2 separate regions of the Homo sapiens genome follow, and region 2 is linked to region 1. Evidence: chromatin contacts called from ENCODE Hi-C or POLR2A ChIA-PET data. All regions are on one chromosome and are shown on one strand. Each heading gives the region's core, a stretch centred on a gene start or an enhancer-like site at or near the end of the contact. The rest is flanking DNA. Distances are from core to core; before and after follow the strand shown.

Region 1 (4,190 bases), core at 1,285-3,784:
CTGAAGGGACACAAATTCTTTATTTTTAAAAAAATTTTTTTTTTTTTTTGAGACTGAATTTTGCTCTTGTTGCCCGGGCTGGAGTACAATGGCATGATCTTGGCTCACTGCAACCTCCACCTCCCAGATTCAAGCGATTCTCCTGCTTCAGCCTACCAAGTAGCTGGGATTACAGGCACGTACTAACACACCCGGCTAATTTTTGTATTTTTAGTAGAGATGGGGTTTCACAAGGTTGGCCAGGCTGGTCTTGAACTCCTGACCTCAGGTGATCCACCCACCTCGGGCTCCCAAAGTGCTGGGATTACAGGCATGAGCCACCATGCCCAGCCCAGGACACAAATTTTTATAGCCATTCATTTATAGCCATTCATTCATTCATTCACTTATAGCCATGAATACAAGTTTAAGGTTGAAAATTTAGAAATAAATTATAAAATCCACCTTACGCTCACCATATGGAAATGCATGCTGTTCATGTAGTTTGTGTGAATTCTTGTCACCTAACATTGTATCTTAGTAGTTCCCCAGGCGATACATAGAAGCCATGTCGCATTTCATTTTACGAATGTATCATTACACATTCAATAACTCTCTCACTGTTGAACCTTTGGGTTGTTTTCAGTTATTTTAAAATTTTGTATTTATAATTTTTGGTTAAAATCCTTATATAGACGTCTGTCTACATGTTTGGTTATTTCTTTGGGGTAGTCTATGAAAAAGAATGAATGCTTCAAAGATAAAAACCTTCTCCCCTCTTTGGTATGTGAAGCTAGGTTTGGTTTAGGGGGCTTGGCACCTTTAAGAGTTTACTTTCACCAGACATACATCTACCTGCTTTACACAGTGACCCAGTGAGATCGGTGCTAAGATGATGCCCATTTTACAGAGGTGCAAACTGAGACATAGGGAGGCCAGTGTCACACAGTAAGCAGGAAAGCCTGTGCAATTCCAGCCACGCAGAGTCTGGAGTAGTTGGTCCCAAACAGGGCGTGTTTGCTCCTCAGGGACACTGCTAATATCTGGAAACATTTTTGATGGTCTCAGCTGGAGAGGGTACTGCTGTTGGTATGTAGAGGGCAGAGGCCAGGGATGCTGCCAAGCACCCTACGATGCAGAGGACAGCCCCCACAACCAGGGATCACCTGGTTGAACATGACAAGGTTGCTGGGGGTAAGAGACTCTGGTCTGGAACCCCATTTTTTACCAGCGTCCGCCAATACCTCTCTCATTTTTTTACATTAGTCCTATGGGATGCAGGGCAAAGGTAACAGCAGGAAACTCATCTAAGCAGGTCCCATTCCATCCCCTCTGACCTGCTCTTGGTGGTTGCGAGAGGATTTGCTTGTGAGAGGTTTATTGGAAGAGGATTTGAGAACTTACTTTCATTTGAAAGCTTACAGGATATTTATGACAGTCTTTCCTTACCTGCCTTCCCCCACAAAACCAACTTCTGCAGATACACAATCTAAGTAAGAAAAATCTGCTTACTTTGAAAACACAGCTTCAAGATAACCTCCCTAGATTTTTTTTTTTTTTTTTGAGACCGGGTCTCACTCTGTTGCCCAGGCTGGAGTGCAGTGGTGCGATCACTGCTCACTGCATTCTTGACTTCCTGGGTTCAAGTGATCCTTCCACCTCAGCACCCTCCCAAGTAGCTGGGACTACAGGTGTGCACCATCACGCCCAGCTATTTTTTGATTTTTTGTAGAGACGGGGTCTCACTATGTTGCCCATGCTGGTCTCAAACTCTTGGGCTCAAGCAATCCGCTTGCCTTAGCCTCCCAAAATGCTGGGATTACAGGCATGAGCCACTGCGCCTGGCCTAGTCGCCCTAATATTTATCACAAACTCCCTCACCCTCTTCCCCAAACAACTTCACATAAATCTACAATCTAGAAAACTCTGTAGGTTGGCTTTGCAGTTTCTAGACAACTCACCCAGCACCTTTTTTCTTGTGAGATGACACCCCTAAACCACTCCTCTACTGAATTTCTAGGGAAACGCCTGTGGCTGATGTAATCATCTGCTTTCTAAGGGCCAGGTCCCCTCTGCCTAAGCCCTCGGATCCCCAGCAGTGGAGGGACAAATGCAACTTGGCTAGTCACATCGCATGCTTTAGCATGTTTCAATTTAACCCTGAAATGGCTGTAAGGGAGGGAAACCTACCAGGATTAACACAGGAGAAGTTAATCCTCAGACTCTCCTCAAGCTCTGGCTGGCATTTGAACCCCGCTGCTTTCACAGCAGCTCTTTTCCCTGAGTCAGGTGCCTAAAGCCAACCCCTTGGGGGCTCTGTCCTTCAGGGACCAGAGCGGCAGCCCCCTCCTCCCCCGACTTCTGCCCGCCGTCTCACCTTCTCTCCACGGAGCTCTCCTTTGTGGCCTTGGGTCCCGAGGGAGAGGAAGATCCTGAACCTCTGTCCTTGCCTCTCCGAGGTCCCCTGGTCTGGCAGGGGGCTGTGAGTGTCTGGGCTGGAGAAAGACGGATAGGAAGAGTAGGGTGGCCTTTGAACAGGAATTGATTGCAAAACTGGTTTCGGTTAAGTGCTGCAGGAGAGAAAAAGCAAAGCTCTAGGGCTCTTCCAGGAAATCATGGGCTCCAGCTGTCACTTTCAGTTTCCTTTTTGCCAGTTTCTCTAATTGGATGAACAAGGAGGTGAAAGAGCAGAATCCAAGTCAGGAGGCCTGAGTCTCTCGTCTCTGTCCTGGCTGTGTTATAGGATGGACCTATATGGGGTATGAAAATAGCTCCTGTGGCTTAGAGCTATGGTGAGGAGCCCATGAGCAAGCGATGGGGCGCCTGTTGAATAGTGGATTCACAGTAGCTGTCATCACTGATTGTTCTGAAACTGCTTTCCTCCACAGCATCTTACGTGACGCTGATGTGGGTAACAACCCTATGAGGTGCACAGCATTAAAGGGCTAATAACTCTGAATGCAGAATCCTCTGAAAATGGAAACTTTATTTTATTATTATTATTATTATTGTTTTTTGAGATGAAGTCTCGCTCTGTTGCCCAGGCTGGAGTGCAATGGCACGATCTCGGCTCACTGCAACCTCCGCCTCCTACGTTCAAGCTATTCCCCTGTCTCAGCCTCCCTAGTAGCTGAGATTACAGGCACCTGCCACCACGCCCGGCTGATTTTTGTATTTTTAGTAGAGATGGGGTTTTGCCATGTTGGCCAGGCTGGTCTCAAACTGCTGACCTCAAATGATCCATCCATCTAGGCCTCCCAAAGTGCTGGGATTACAGGCGTGAGCCACCGCACCTGGCCTCAGAATGAAAACTTAAAAAAAAATGATAATTTATTCATTTAGTGGCAAAACCTGACCTGATCTGGCATGAATTCACCTGTGGTTTTTATGTCTCCTGCTTAATTTGAATATTTACAGTCACTGCAGAAATATTAATATGTTTGACTGAGGAGGGCTGCTGCGGGTGCGTGGGTTACATAGTACACGATACCTGCACCCCATTACCTTTCTAAAAATCCCCCAAATCAGGAACTCTGACATGCATCTGGCCTCAAGGATTGGAGATATAGGATTGTGATACTCTGTCTCCCACTTTAAGGAAGAGGAAACCCAGGCTTCTAGAAGTTGTGGGTTGTTTGTGATTACACAGCTAAGAACCAGTCCTAGGCTCTGTGTCTACAAGAATGAGCCCACAGTGAGGTTACGGGCTGAGATCTGTGTCTCTCTAGCATTTGTGTCAAATTGTGATCAGAAGCCATGTGGTTTGTTTGTATTTATATGCCCAGAAGTCCCCAGTCACCACCCCTAGCTGAGACCACATTGGAGGCTGTTGCTTTGCAGAAGGTGCGGCCCACCTAGCCAGTCCTGGCTTTGCTGTGATAGAGGCCACCTCCTGTCCCTGGGCCCTACGAGCAGGAATGAGGGGTTAAGGGCTGCTGAGTTGGGTCTTGTAGGGGCCTTTCCAACCGTGGCATCCCGGATTCCACAACCCACCCCTGCTCCTGGCCTCCCACACTTGGGGAACACGCTAAACACAGCCTGACCTTGAGGAGGACTTGGCTGCCTGGCTGGGGCCGCTGAGCCATCCCAGGCCTGCCTGTTGTTTTCCCTGGCAACGGACCCAGATGTTGTGGTCACTGCTCGGTCCTGGGAGTCTCAGGGGCCAGACCGGCCATTGGATGGGGGCAGTGTTTACCACCAGGGCTCTTGTG
Region 2 (4,591 bases), core at 987-3,486, 66 kb after region 1:
CTAGTGCCTGGCATATAGTAGGCACTCAATAAATGTTAGCCACTCCACAATTTTTTTGCAGAGATAGGATTGGGCCGGGCACGGTGGCTCACGCCTGTAATCCCAGCACTTTGGGAGACTGAGGTGGGCGGATCACCTGAGGTCAGGAGTTCGAGACCAGCCTGGGCAACACGGTGAAACCCCGTCTCTACTAAAAATACAAAAAATTAGCCAGGCGTGGTGGCGGGTGCCTGTAGTCCCAGCTACTTGGGAGGCTGAGGCAGGAGAATGGCGTGAACCCGGGAGGCGGAGCTTGCAGTGAGCCAAGGTCACGCCACTGCACTCCAGCCTGGGCGACAGAGCAAGACTCCGTCTCAAAAACAAAACAAAACAAAAGAGAGATAGGATCTTGCTATGTTGCCCAGGCTGGAGTGCAGTGGCTATTCACCTGTGTGATCATGGCACACTACAGCCTCTGACTCTTGGGCTCAGGTAATCCTCCTGCGGAGTAGCTGGGACTACAGATGTGCACTACCACGCTCGGCCCTTCCGCTATTTTTGCTAACATCATCAGCTAGATCTGTCTGGCTGCAGAGCCTATGGCCCTCTGGGGGGCCACTTGAATTTATCTTGTCCGGTTCTGAGAGTCTGTCATCTGTTTATTTGCCCCACTGGGCTGTGGAATCCGGCAGAGCAGGGACCAGATCTGGTTGGTCTGTGGGTCTTGAGCGTCCCTTATGGGGAAGGCCCAGAGTGCATGGTCAGTGATGGTTTGTTGATGGAATGAACAATGTATCAAGTTCCTATGCCTCTTAGAATCTTGGGATTTCTCCAGCCATGTTTGTCCCTTAGAATGATGGAATTTCATTAGCCATGTTTGTTTCTAAGAATCCTGGGGTTTCTCCAGCCATGTTTGGCCTTAGATCATGGGATTTCTCTACGGAGGAGCCTTGGTGATCATCCAGGACACTCTGTCTCTTACCAGCCTTCTTCCTCCCTTCCTCAGGCACTGGCCCATAATCCAGCTCCTACTAGCCATACCCTCCTCCTTGTCCCAGGCCAGTGCCCCCTACCCATCCCCAGACCAAAACTGGAGTCTCCACGAAGAGCTCACTTGTCTTGTCCTGGCCTCCCAGTGGCTGGACAGACTCCCTGCTAAGGCTCAGGGCAAGCCCCACCTCCCTGCCAGTCCCTCCAGCCACCTGCGTCTGCCCCTGACTGGGCTGGGGTGTGTCGGTCTCCTCTCTGAACCTCTGTTTCCTCAGCTGCAAAATGAGGAGGATCATTTCGAACACTTTTAGCTCAGCTTTGTCAGTTTGCTACCGGGGTCCAGCTGGGTGGAGGATGAGGACCTTATGTATTACTATCTCCCTGCATCTCTGTGGGGTACCTTGCGGCTCCCGGGGGAAGCAGCATGTCTCTTTAAGGCCACTAGATGGCACCAGCGTGTCACCCGTCTCCCTGCAGGCTGACCTCAGGAGGAATTCCACCTGTGGGATTACACCCTAAGGACCACAGCCACCTCCCTCCTCCCACTGGCAGGAGCCCCTGAAGATCTGCCAGTGGGCGCAGGCAGGATGTGCAGGAGTTAGGGACAGGGGTGGGGGTCAGACAAATTTGAACTGGGGAGTTCTGAGCCAGGCCCTGCTCTTAGAGAACATCCTGGCTCTCTGCTTAGCAGTTAGTTCGCTGGTGACCCTAGGCATTTCATAGCACCCCTTTGAGACTTCAGGTTCTTTCTCTGTGAAATAGGGTACCAAGTCTCTTCTCCTGTGCATCGTGGAAACTGAATGATACTGGGCACGTAAAATGTCCATTCTGCCTCCGGGCACAGAGCAAGCTTCCACAGCATTAGCTGCCACACTAGTTATTAGTGTTACTTTGTAATTTAGTATTACGTCTCAGAATCTCCTCTGGGAGGAGCCTTAGGCAGGATGCCCAGAGATCTGGGTCTGCAATGGACTGTTCTCTCACTGTGTGACCTTTGGCAAGTCATTTCCCATCTCTGGTCCTCGGCTTGGCCTCCACCAGCCTCAAGAGGCTGGGAGTATCATGGAAAAATAAGGGCTTGGGAATCAGACAGACTTGGGTGTGAATCCCACCCACTTCTCCTCTTCCCAGCTGTGTGGCTTTGGGCTGCTCTGATAATTCCCTAATGATTTGTGTGACTATTTATTCTAAGTCTGTCTTCCTGGTTCTCTAGTACGTTCCACGAGGGCCAGGCTCATGTCAACGTGGCTCACCTACATAAACTCAACACTCAGCTCAGTGTCTGGTACGAGTAGCTGCAATAAACAAGGGTGATTCATTATCAGCGTTACTATCACTGTATACATTCACTCAGCAGCAGCAGCAGACCCCGTGTTCAGAGAGTCCTCTGCACTCTTTTTTTTTTTGAGATGGAGTTTCGCTCTTGTTGCCCAGGCTGGAGTGCAATGGTACATCTCGGCTCACCACAACCTCCAACTCGCAGGTTCAAATGATTCTCCTGCCTCAGCCTCCCAAGTAGCTGGGATTACAGGCACCTGCCACCATACCTGGCTAATTTTTGTTTTTTTAGTAGAGACGGGGTTTCTCCATGTTGGTCAGGCTGGTCTCCAACTCCTGATCTTAGGTGATCCACCCGCCTCGGCCTCCCAAAGTTCTGGGATTACAGGTGTGAGCCACTGTGCTTGGCCCCTGCACTGTCTTAATAATCCTCATCATTACCTCTGTTTTATGGATGAGGAGACTGAGAGCCAAGGAAGTTAGGTCATTGCCCAAGGCCACACAGCTACAAAGTCACAGGCACTGGGGTTGGAAGCTGAGCTCCATGACAGCCTTGTGTGAACGGATGTGGCAAGCTGAGTGAGAGTCCTCCAAAGATACCCACGTCCTAATCCCCCAAATACCTGTGAATCGTACCTTATCCAGCAAAGGGAATTCTGCAGATGTAATTAAGTTAAGGATCTGGAGATAGGGACATTATCCTGGATTGGTCAGGTGAGCCTAATGTCCCCACAAGGATCCTTCTATGAGGGAGGCAGGCATGTGGCAGTAGGAAGAAAGAGATGAGATGACCAGGCATGGTGGCTCATGCCTATAATCCCAACAGTTTGGGAAGCCAAGGCAGAGAGATCACCTGAGGTCAGGAGTTCGAGACCAGCCTGACCAACATGGTGAAACTCTGTCTCTACTAAAAATACAAAAATTAGCTGGGTGTGGTGGCATGCACCTGTAATCCCAACTACTTGGGAGGCTTCAGCAGGAGAATCACTTGAACCCAGGAAGGGGAGGTTGCAGTGAGCCGAGATAGCACCACTGTACTCCAGCCTGGGCAACAAGAGCAAAACTCCATCTCAAAAAAAAAAAAAAAAAAAGAGAGAGAAAGAGATGAGACTGAGGAAACGGGAGAAAAGACCATGTGATGTGGGAATGAAGAGAGCATTGATTCTATCTTGAAAGACAAGGAAAACCAGCCCTGCTGACGCCTTTAACACAGTGACACTAGTTTTGGACTTCTGACCTCTAGAATTATAAGGTGATAAATGTGTGTTGTTTTAATTTACCAAGTTTATAGTAAGTTGTTACAGAAGCAATAGGAAAATAAGGCACAGAGAACTGAGATAACGTATAAAAACACCCGGTATACAGTTGCAGCTCACTAAATGTTCTTTCCTTCCCAGCACTACCCCGTTTTCCTTTTCCAGCTACAACAGAATGGCAGAGAGGAAAGGACCCTCCGGGATCTTCCAGTTCAGCCAGCCCATTTTACAGAGGTGGAGACTGAGGCCAGAGGTAGGGAATGGCCCCTATCTTGCAGAGGTGAAAGGGGTCCAGGGAGCGAACTTGGGGGAAGGTCCTGGGCTGCTCGGTCTGTTCTAGTGTCTAGCACTGGGCATCCTGGGTGAAGTCATCCAGTCCAAACCCATTTTCCAGGTGAGGAAACTGAGGCCTGGCATTGCCTGAGAGATCTGCAACCTGCACCCCAAGCTGACAGGGTGTGTGCAGGCCTGGAGCCCTCATGAGTCCTCCTATTCAAAGGCCCTTCCCTCCCCCTCTTGAGCGCTGTTCCTCTGTGTGTATCCGCTGCAGACAGGGGCCAGCAGGGTCTGGGAAAGCCACATCAGAAGCCTGCCCAGCTGGAGCGGAGGAATGGGAGAGTGGCTTCTTGGAGGTCTTCAGCCTGGGAAAAGTCCGAGGCCTTCCTGTCCCCGCTCACCCTGTTCCTCCCAGGCAGGTCTGGTCCAGACAGCTGTGAGAAGTCCCCTGGAGGCAGCGTCCCAGTGGAGCTGGGAGGAAAGAGGGGCCCAGAAAAAGGAATTTGACCTCTGATCTGCAGCCAGTTGGTAGCATTATTCTGGATTATCCTAAATTGAGCCTGGAACCCTGGGCTTGTGTGACAGACCAAGGGGCCCCACGGGCTCTCTCTGCTCAGGCAGCTGGAGACACAGGTAGCGCCGTAACACCCAGCGACACAGGCATGATTCTTTTCCATAAAACATTCACACCACTGCCAGCCTTGATTCTCAAAACAGCCCTGCCAAGGAGAGGCTGTTACTGTCCCATTTTACAGATGAAAACATCAAGGCTCAGGGCCGGGCACAGTGGCTCACGCCTGTAATCCCAGCAC

The links. Hi-C counts contacts between places; a loop is a spot of excess contacts on that map. ChIA-PET counts read pairs that join two places held with the same protein, here RNA polymerase II (POLR2A). Pooled maps may share reads with other maps.
Region 2: a pooled map shows a loop between it and region 1 (2.7-fold over the local background). The contact joins the enhancer-like site here to the promoter of APOL6 in region 1. A Hi-C loop is called at or near these places in 2 of 50 pooled maps. POLR2A ChIA-PET finds 5 or more read pairs at or near these places in 4 of 52 experiments (A549, H1 and WTC11).

What each region holds. Positions count from the first base shown.
Region 1 is chr22:35,646,790-35,650,979 of GRCh38, reverse strand. It overlaps APOL6 (apolipoprotein L6), which reads right to left and starts at 2,534. Exons shown (of 3, transcript NM_030641.4): 1 at 2,357-2,534. RefSeq lists an enhancer at 2,530-2,829.
Region 2 is chr22:35,580,065-35,584,655 of GRCh38, reverse strand. It overlaps LOC107985590 (a long non-coding RNA gene), which reads left to right. Exons shown (of 5, transcript XR_007068163.1): 4 at 3,645-3,756. Among named protein-coding and RNA genes, the nearest start is that of MB, 35 kb to the left of the region's middle. RefSeq lists a silencer at 1,326-1,405 and enhancers at 1,145-1,646, 3,621-4,120. Within about 2 kb of position 2,236, at least 5 of the 41 ENCODE cell types and tissues checked have a DNase peak (open chromatin) inside an H3K27ac peak, as active enhancers do.